2 separate regions of the Mus musculus genome follow, and region 1 is linked to region 2. A link is a contact called in ENCODE Hi-C or POLR2A ChIA-PET data. All regions are on one chromosome and are shown on one strand. The core of a region is the stretch at or near the end of the contact, and the rest is flanking DNA. Distances in the headings are between cores, read along the strand shown. Region 1 holds the start of B230307C23Rik (RIKEN cDNA B230307C23 gene). Region 2 holds the start of Zbtb21 (zinc finger and BTB domain containing 21).

The links. Hi-C counts contacts between places; a loop is a spot of excess contacts on that map. ChIA-PET counts read pairs that join two places held with the same protein, here RNA polymerase II (POLR2A).
Region 1: a map of heart shows a loop between it and region 2 (6-fold over the local background). The contact joins the promoter of B230307C23Rik here to the promoter of Zbtb21 in region 2. A Hi-C loop is called at or near these places in 16 of 37 maps with a recorded cell type or tissue (T-helper 1 cell, T-helper 17 cell, T-helper 2 cell and 6 more). POLR2A ChIA-PET finds 5 or more read pairs at or near these places in 4 of 5 experiments (Patski and embryonic stem cell).

What each region holds. Positions count from the first base shown.
Region 1 is chr16:97,994,221-97,999,031 of GRCm38, reverse strand. B230307C23Rik (RIKEN cDNA B230307C23 gene) reads right to left here and starts at 1,696. Exons shown (of 4, transcript NM_001362093.2): 1 at 1,596-1,696. The coding sequence starts at 1,598. It overlaps C030010L15Rik (a long non-coding RNA gene), which reads left to right. Exons shown (of 5, transcript XR_001781957.2): 3 at 1,245-1,335; 4 at 1,581-2,106; 5 at 3,889-4,433.
Region 2 is chr16:97,961,157-97,966,658 of GRCm38, reverse strand. It overlaps Zbtb21 (zinc finger and BTB domain containing 21), which reads left to right and starts at 4,037. Exons shown (of 3, transcript NM_175428.4): 1 at 4,037-4,245.

The sequences.
Region 1 (4,811 bases), core at 447-2,946, 35 kb before region 2:
GCTGCCACCCTTAAGTCTCTTTTAGATTCAGGTTCCAGGTTAAGTTCTGAACAATTTAAATATAGACTGGAGACTGCAAGTCTAGCCACTTAGACAGATGGGAAATTTACACAGCAAATATAACCCCGGGATCATTTCTTAAGTACACCAGTGCCCTAACACAGCAGGTTAGTGAGAGTGTCCTGAGTGGAAGGCTCCAGATGATGAAAAACACTGGAAAAGGAAAAGGTAGAAAGTAAAAAAGCTGGGGTGGGGAGGACTTACACAAGCTATGGCTCATGCTAAGTAAGCTTCTAAAGAATACCATCTTGTACACGATTGACATGAGGGAAAGGAAGGAGATGGGAGACATCTATGAAGTCAGGAGAAAGATGAAGAAACTATGAAGTCAGCAGAAGCATCATACAATGGGACACACTCAGGAGAAGTCTAATCAAATAGTTGCTGCACAAGGGGAAACTCAGTGTATCTGAAAAAATTTCTGACCAAGTCTCTCATGGCCTTGGGACTGATAACCACAACCCCGTACGGTGGGAAGAGTTGTGCTCTCAGAATCTGAAGCAACCCCTCCCAAAGGCCCTGGCCCCAGACTATTACCAGCTCTCCCAAGCATATTCCAGGTCTTAGAGAAGAAGCTCTGTTTTATCTCTATACCCAGAGCCTCAGGGAAAGCTCCCAAGGCCTAGGCCCCAAGCTGTGACTGGCTCTGCCAAGCATGTTCCTGGGTTTCATGAGGAGCTATGTCATTCTCCATATATGGAAACCTCAGGGAAAGTGTAACTTAGCACTCAATACAACAGTGTTTTGTTTTGTTTTCTTTTTTACCTTCTCACATGGTTGTCACTAGGCATCATCTCACCCATGTGGCAGAACTATGCTTTTCTCAAGAAGAAAACTGAACCTTTATGCCACACCAGGCCTTACTGTAGATTGTGATCCTGTAAGGCCCCATAGACCAGCCTGTTAGAGGCCTGCTCTTTGATATGAAGATGAACCTAGTGGATGGTAGTAAATCAAGTTTGTTTCCTTTGTTATGGTTTGGTGCCCAATTTCTGGACAATCCGGGTGAATTAACTTGTGTATCCTAGCAACCTAATCTCTAACAGCCCTAGTTAGCACATTACCTATCTGTGGGATGTTTTACATGCAGTCCACCCTCAGATAAATTCTACTTGGAGTGCCTTACTATCTCCTAAGCTTTAGTAAATCCTTTAGATCATTAATCCTGCACTTTTACATCACAGCTTGATATTGGATTGCTACCCAGCACATGAGATGTCTTTTACAACCTCCACAAAATTAACTCCAATGGATTGTCCACCTTAATGGCAAATGGTAAGAACAGAACTTGCAGAAACTAGTACTCTCTGAGTTTGGGATCATGCCAAAGATCTTTCTACACACAGGCCAAATGCTCTGCACAGATGCAGCCCCCACAGTGAAGTTATTCAGAGGCTACAGCTGGGTCCCCCAAGTGGCTAGGACCTCACACGTGGCCGCCGATTCCCATTCAGTCCTGTGAAAGCCCCACCACACCAGCTCGCGCTGCTGAGACCCCTGCTTCTCCCCATTGTTGGCAGTGACCCTGTGCTTACCATGTCGCAACTTCGGAGCTTGCCTGTGCACAATCCACAGCATCCAACCGCAGGAAACGGAGCACGGCACACAGAACCATTCAAGCACTCAACCAGGAAGCGAAACCGACACCACCGCACCCGGAAAACCCGCCTTCTCTTCTGACACGCAGGTCTGCCTGGAGGCTCTGATTGGCCAGTAAGTCTTGAGTGAGTCGAGCACCTCCCTTAGAGTTAGAGTGTGCTGAAGCCACACAGTGTAGAAGTTCTCAGACCAAGCTTCAAATCCAGGGACGACCTTTTCCAGATCTACAGGGATTTTCATTTCTGTAATACTTGTGCCGGTCCTCCAATAGCCTACCCTTCTGTCTCCCCGCACAGCCCCAGGGAGGAACCACCACTGCACCTATCACTGCTCAGCCGCTTGCTCCTCCCCTATGTGAACAGTTGACCCCGTGCTCAGCAAGTCCTTGACTTTTCAGCCTGAGCTTTCCTCACTCAGTAGACTGTTTGCCTTCCTCCTGGAATCAAGGTAGTTAGCTTGCATAGCTCAACTTGCAGTGGAGTTATCAATCTGTCCTACAAGCGGAAGGGTGCCCAGGATATTAACGATTAAAAAGAGATTTGGGGAAACAATAGTTTTGTTGCGGTTGGGATTCAGACCCGGGACCAGCTTCTGATCTGCATATATTTAACACACCAAAGCTGGCTGGGTGGAGCCATCCAGCAGCCGCGGGAGAACTGAGTTTACCTGAAAGGGGTGCTGGAAATGAAAAGATGGGGGTGGGGGGTACGCGAGAGAAGAATGAAGTCAAGACAAAGATTCTGATCAAGACTCAAAGTTTAATAATAGGCTTTACGTTTATAAAGGGAAAAACCACAAAACCCATCCCCTTCTTTAGCTGGAATATGTTGTAGAACAAGGTCAGCACAGGCAGCCAAAACAGCTAAGTTCCCATGGGAACCTGCAACTGCAGCCAAGACACATGTCTCTATCCAGCTTGATAAGGCCTGTCAAGATGAATGTTCAAGGTCTGCTTAGCCTGCTCAAGGCTGGGAAGGTTACAGCTGAACCTCCAGGTTCTCCCAGCTCTCCTCAGTCTCCACCTGTTACATAGCAAAGTTGGCAGACCCCACCTTGTACCCTGAGCTTTCCTGTCTCCAGAAGATCTTCCTATATAATCCTGACAGTTTGTACTCTTTGTCTCTCTGTTTCATTCTCTCTCTCTCTCTCTCTCTCTCTCTCTCTCTCTGCCTCCTCCTTCCTCCTTCTCCTGCCCTTCCCCCTCCTCCCTCCACTTCCCTCTCCATCTCCCTCCCCCCTGCATGCCTTGCTAGCTCCTTCTCCCCACCTCTGCTCCTTATACTCCCATCCCATAACTTCTCTGACCTCCTTGGGACTAGTGAACTCTCTGGTTCCTTGGGATCACTGAATCCACTAGAGAGCTACCCCCAAATAAACCCCCAAATACTCTAATTTCACTTGGGTTGAGTCCTTCATGCTGGGCTTAGGTAAACTGCAGCTACTTTTCAGCTGGTAAGTATGTGAACCCTGGAAGGCAAACAGGAACCAGATAACAAACCCAGTGGAGCACTATGGTTAGCCAACACATCTTCCTCACTGGGAAGCTAAACATTCATACACAGAGGCTTCTGCAAGGCCTCCCCACCCCAGCTTTTGTAACTTTCTGCCTTCTACTTTTCATGTCTTTTTCATCCTCTGGGACTTTGTACTTAGGAACCTGTCACTGATGTTGTTTCAGGACACTGGTGTACTTAAGAAGTAATTCTGGGACTATATTTGCTGTGTGTCTGTCTAATTGGTTAGACATGCAGTCTCCAGTCCATATTTAAATTGTTCAAAAATTAACCTGGGACCTGAACCTAAAAGGGGCTTAAGGGTGACAGCATAGGTGGAAATTAAAATCTATTCCCAGCTGGATCTTCTTTGAGCATTAGCCAGAGCTAAATACATGCTGCCATTAAAGAGATTTCTCTCAATTAATCTTTTGTGTGTGCAGTGATAAAATCTTATATAGTTATAGACTCCCTTCTGTATGAGTTCTTTTAGGACTTCAAAGACTACTGAGATATGCAAAGGCTTTAACAGATTGATTACACACTAAAGGTTTTACTCTTGTATGAAGATCCCAGGAAGCACAAAACTTTACCACACTGTCTGTGCTTATGGAGTTTCTCTGCAGTTTGACTTTTTCTCATGATTTGTAAGACTACTGCTACATGCAAAGGCTTTACCACATTGTTTACATTTATATATTGTCTCTCAGGTATGTATTATTTTCTGTATTTGTAGATAACTGTGCTGTGAAAAGTGCTGGAGTCCATCTCTGGTGGGGTTCTGGAACCTGAAGACAGATGTGTGGTCTCCGCAAAAGTGAGGACTCTGACTACCTGTTAGACCTTTCAACCAAGTGGCACTGAATAGCTCGAGTCATCTTTCTTTAAACAATCTTTCTTTAAACAATCACAAGCCTGCTCCCAGGAGCAGTGATATCATTGGTTATTCTACTTAATGAAATCATAACATCAGCATTATAAAAGCCCCATCACTGTAAAAGCCCCCAATAGTTTTCCTTCCTCCTTCCCATCTCCTGCTATCGATTGAGGAATGTAAGCTCCAGGGATGTGGCAGACAGCATCTGGTGTGCTCCAACTCAGAGAAGCCTTCGTGCAGCAAAAAAGATGTTACAGATATTTCCCTTAGCAAACAAGGATCAGAAACTCTATACACAATGCAGGATTTTCACATGCCTCTTTCTGCTCATTTATGATACAAACTGTTAAATGGTTGTTGCTTCCCTCGATGAGTTATTCTGATTAAAGATTATCTGGAAATGATCTACCACTCAGTCTACTTTCTTTCTTCATCTCTATACACAAATGTCAAACTACATGAGCAAATTTTGAAAAGGGAAATTAAGAAAGCTTTGTAGCCAGTCCAAAGGGGAAAAAATTGAAGTCCAAATGCTTCAAACACACACACACACACACACACACACACACACACACACACACACACACCTTTAGAAGGAGCCTGAAACAGTTAAGTTTTAATGAAACTCAAGCACAGAATAATTCTGGTGAGGCTTGAATTAGAGAAAGAACTGGAAAAGCCATGCTTCACACTCGGCTCTTTTTCAGTTATGTCCTAGTTTTTATGTTTTCTCAAGAGGCTGTGTCCAACCTGAATCAAAAGTTCTATGCAACCTCTGAGAA
Region 2 (5,502 bases), core at 2,788-5,287:
TGTTCTCCAAAGTTGCTAAATACAAATGGACTGGGCATTATGAATGCAAATCTTACCTGAAAGTTTTCATAATTGTTTGTATTGTATGGAAAAACACTTTTATTGGATTAAAAGGGGGCAATAGTGGATGCCATTCAGAATCTGTGTGGGGAGGTGAACTTCCTGGAGATGGTCCACTCTACTGGGAGATTTTCCATATTGTTTAGATGAGTCAATGATTTTACAGAATGCCTGATTTTATTTAAATAGTCTTAGGAAGTTAGGGTACTTGATTAAAACTTTAAGGAAATGTTTGTTGGAATTAATTATTTTAACTTCTAAAGTTAGAATTAATTAAATATATTAATACAGTTAGAAGTAAGAGTAGAATGTGGACCCTATCTTGTAGAATAGTGAGGGCTGCATAGGTTAAAAATGGCATACAGTAAGCTTTCAACAATTGCATGTATGTAATTGTACTAGGAAGAGAAAAATAGGCTTGGGACAAATTAATGCTCAAAGAAAACATTTCATTCTAGGTTAGGTCTGTGTCTTGGGGTTTTATCGCTGTGAAGAGACACTATGATCAAGACAACTCTTATAAAGGAAAACATTTATTTGGGGCTGGCTTACAGTTTCACAGGTACAGTCCATTATCATCATGGCTGGAAGTATGGCACTATGCAGGCAGAAATGGTGCTGGAGGAGGAGCTGAAAGTTCTATATCTTGATCTGAAGGCAGCCAGAAGGAGTCTGTCTTCTACAGGCAGCCAGGAGGAGAATCTCTTCCACAAAGGATAGAGCTTAAGCAAAGGAAACCTCAAAGCCCACCCCTATAGTGACACACTTCTAACAAGGCCATACCTACTCCAACAAGGCCACACCTCCTAATACTGCTAGTGGGCCAAGCATTCAAACACATGAGTCTGGGGCGGGGAAGAGGGGGCGGCAAACCTATTCAAACCAGCACAGTTTGAGTTCCTGGATTTCATGATCTAGGGATGTGGTCACAGGTGCACCATGAAAAGGCAAAGCTATGAATAAAGAGCAAATAATTTTATTGTGACTATAAAAACAGAGAATAGATGATTAGCCAGTTTAGCTGAACAAGATTTCAAAAAGAAAATGTAAGGTAGATGATCTGTTTCTTGGTAAATAAAATCGTCAACTAAGCATAGGGAAAAAAACTTGCTTAAACGTTGTTAAACAATGACAAAAGCATTATTGCTTTGTGATTACCATGAATTATAGATGGGAAATGTTTAGTTAGGTATGAGATTCAAAAGAAGAATACACAATCAATAATTCTGTTGTAATTTCCTTTGCGTGATGATTTTAATCTGTTCTTGAAGAGTATGTCCTTGTGGTGACTGGTTTTGGAGAATACATAACTTGTGGCTATGAGGTAATTGTTTTCTTACACAGATAACTTTGTCTTAGATGGTATAAAAAGGCTAAAAGAAAAAATAAAGTTGTTGGAGCCTGCTTGTTAAAGCTTTGCTCCATCTACCAAATGTGCGTGAATGTGTATGAATGTAGGAATATATGTTTGGTATGTATGTATGTATGTTGTGTGTATGTATGTATATGTGTGACATTGTTAGAGTTTGCTCATTGAAGCTTGCTTCATCCACCAAGTAGGTGTGAGTGTGCGCCTGCTTTACATTATCACCAACCCCACATCCCCTCCTTAGATCGATGACCACACTGTCAGAGTTGGTCTTCCACACACAGCCAGGCATGAAGCCTATGGGGGACAAATTCAAAGGCACATACAGGTGGCAATAGACAAACCCCACAAAAGGCACTAATGAGCACAGAGGTGTAGCATCAACCCTAGAATAAAGTTGAAGTGACAGGAAGAGCATAGAAGCAACAGAATCCCAGAGCAATTACAGATGACAGGACAAGGTAGAAGATACAGGGTAGCTCCAGTGAGGAATCAACATACCTGAAGCCCAGAGGTGAGTTGAGAAGGGTAACAAGCAAGGTTTGCTTTCACAGATGGGGGTCAAGCTATTAAGTCATCACAGGATGAAGTTCAATTCTCCCCTAAAAACAATGGAGAACCTAGTGTTCACACTGGAGTAAGGTAGCATTTTAAGACTTATCTTAAAATAAGATAAGTCTCCACCCTGGTTGCAAAGCCAGGGTGGAGTAAAACCTGGAGGCTGGAAGAGCAGTTAGAAAGTTTTGTGTGTGCACATGGGTGTGGGCACACACACTTAAAGTGACTGTACTGCCAGAGTATCTTCCCTGGCATAGATGAGGTAGCACAGAGTAACAGGACCAGCAAGACCACAGACCTCAGAAACGCAAAGTAAGACCACAGACCTCAGAAATGAAAAGTGTGTGGATGGGCAGGTAGCAAAGGAAATAATACAGGAAGCCACGAAGGTGCAAACCAGGGGCAGGAAGTCCAGGGCAAAGTGGCACAGCACTGTCACTGAGTTAGAAGAAGGAACCAATAATATATCATAAGCCAGAGGTGTATGAAAGATCCAAAGGTTTCTGTTGTATTTGGCAGTTAGGTCAGATTCAGAGAACTGGCAACCTTGTTTGAACATGGAGACACCAGAGTACAGGCAGCATGCACTGCAGATACAGCAACTGAGCTGGCAAACAGTTGGAGGGAGGTTGCTTTGCACTCCATGTGGTTAAACAAAACAAAACAAAACAAAACAAAACAAAACAAAACAAACGAATCTGGCTTCTCTCTGGGCCATAGGCTCTGCAGCTCCATACTGATTTTCTGCATGTAAAAAAGAGGCCCAATGGTGTGTGGTCCTCTCAAATCCCTCTTTACAAGACCACTTCTTGCTTAACTGCCATACAGTTCAAATACAAATACATTAAAAACAAACAAACAAATAAACAAACCAAAAAAAAAAAAAACCCTTGAATGATTGCAGAAGAGAACTTTCAGTGTGAAATTCTAAAGGGCATAGTCTTGAAATGAAAAAAAAAACTAAATACTCAGAGTTATTCATTTGGAGTCTGTCCCCCCCCCCAATGGATCTACCTATTGCAAGATTCCTTTCTCCACATATCCCTCACACACTTCATAATGCTGTTTCACCTTGATTCACGTAGTTAAAACCCACCTTCAGAAGCATACTTGAAAACCACACACTTCTTGAAACATAGAACACCTAATTTAAGATCTAGGCTTTTGTTTTGTTTTTGTTTTTGTTTTTGGAGACAGGGTTTCTCTGTAGTCCTGGAACTCACTCTGTAGACCAGGCTGGCCCTCGAACTCAGAAATCTGCCTGACTCTTCCTCCCAAGTGCTGGGATTAAAGGCGTGCGCCACCATTGCCCGGCGGATCTAGGCATTTTTAAAGTCTGTTACAGAAATTTCACTTGTTGAGACTGTCTGCTGCTATGTTCCAGGCTCTAGAAAACTTCCGTGGCCTAGAGACCCTTTCTTCACAGCTGGAATTTGTAGTTTGGCATTTGTTACCCAGCTGCCTGGTTTTGGCGTACAGTCATCTGACAAATGGCATTGTAATTTTCATGCAAAGAGGCTAAAAGAGAACTGGTGTTGCAGGGAAAAAGGTTAATCGTTCTTTGTCTTTTGTTTTGAAATGAGCCAGGGCCTCACTCTGTAGTTCAGAATAGTTAACGGGAAATCTGCCTCAGTGTCCTGGATGATGGGATTCCTTGCATGCACCACCCTTCCCAGCTTCAACACCATTTTAAAAGGGTAAGGTTTGGATATGTGTTTGAAAAAGCCACAGAGCGAATAAGGGGAACCTGGGAACCCAACTTGTTCACTGCCGCTTTCTCCAGGAGGAAGAAATGGAGATGAGCTATTTTCCCGATAGCTCCACATTCCGCATTCAGGGGCTTTCCGCGACCACATGCGTACCCTGGGGGCGTCCCTACGCTCTGCTGCTCGTGCCCGCGCCTCACCGGAGAGGCACCAACGCGCCGGACCCAACGCGGCCGCGCTCCCGCAGGCCCGCCCTCGGCCCGCCCCCAGCCGCCCGGCACCCAATCCCAGCGCCACGCACGTGACGAGCGCTGCTTGCGATGACCTCATCCCTGGTGTGGGATGACGTCAAATTCAAGATGGATGGAATCACAGCGGCAGTGGAGGCTGCGGGTTGCGCGAGCCGAGTGTGAGCGGAAAGGGGCTTGGCGCCTGCCCCAGGGCTGAAGAGCGGTGAGTAACCGTCACGCTCCGCGCCCTAGGAGGACGTCGGGCCCGGTCGGGGACTACGGCCTCTCCGCAAAACGCGGCCTTTCCTGACGTAACTCTGAGGTGATTTCTCTTCTTTTTTTCCTCCACCAGTGGGTTGCGGGCGTCGGGCCCTTTTACGCGTGCGCGGGGCCGCGGTCCTCACCGAGCATGCCCAGACTCCCACGTAGTCGAGCGTGTCCAAGCACTGCGCATGCTCTCTGCCCGCATTTGGCCTCGCCCTCGCTCCTACGCATGCTCAGCCTCCAGGCCGCTGAGCTGCTCACCCTGGCCCGGGCGGCCTGAGTAGCCGCGGTGTGCGTCTGGGGTGCTGGCCACAGCATAGCCGTTGAGACGCCGCTGCGGGTTAGGGCGCGCTCTCTGGGGCGGGCGGGCGGCGCGCGCTCGCGCGGGGCTGGGAAACTGGCGGGCGGTGGCGGCGGCGGCGGCACCCACACCTGCAGCGGCTGGAACGTGACAGCCTGGCAGCCAGCACCTCTGGGGCCACCTCGTTTGCCCATGCACACCCTATCGGACCCCTCACCCCCACCCTCGGGCCCAAGGCTTTTCTTAGGAGAAAGACCCTCTTTCGGGGACATAGCACGGAAGACCTCCCTGCAGCTCACATCTTGGCCGGGGTCTCCCCCATCTCCCTGGCTTGGTTATTTGGAGCACCTTTGAGTGCTTCCTCTGCAGAGACTGCACCTTGTAATCAAAGAACCATGCACATATGTGCCCCCGAGGCTCTGGGTTCTGGAGAACCGCACACTACAGAACGTGTACAGAGAGCCTTAAACAGGTACTCCCTAAGGTTGCCCGACACAGGGGTGGTGTTGGGGGACACTGAGCCGCCCTTTGAAGCTTGGCATTTTTTTGTGTGTTGCATGAACTCCAATCGCTTCTACATCTTTGGACATCTATCTGTGTTACAGCATAGTCTGGTGATTGTTCATCAGCATGACCCTGAGTCATAAGTTCCTGGGTTTGTTTCATGGTCCTCCCACCTTGTTTCAGAGGCTGAAAGTAGGTTAATCCATGTTAGTGTTTCCACTGAAAACCTTCCTCCACTTCTAGTGATTAATCATTACCCTTAACCTTACCCCTAAATATTGACGTTAAAGTAGAAATTTGGCTTACGTAAAAATGACTCTTTAATTCAGCCGATGCACTTAACAGCATAGTGTTTTCATTTAGTATTTATTGAAAGTATAGGGAGTGTCATTCTTAGGAAATAGAAATTGTTAATAGAAACTCTCCCTTGAGGAACTGACAGTATTGTGTGGTGGAGAATATTAGATATGACAACAGCAACAAAAGAAGTAGCGTAGAGGTCTCTAGACA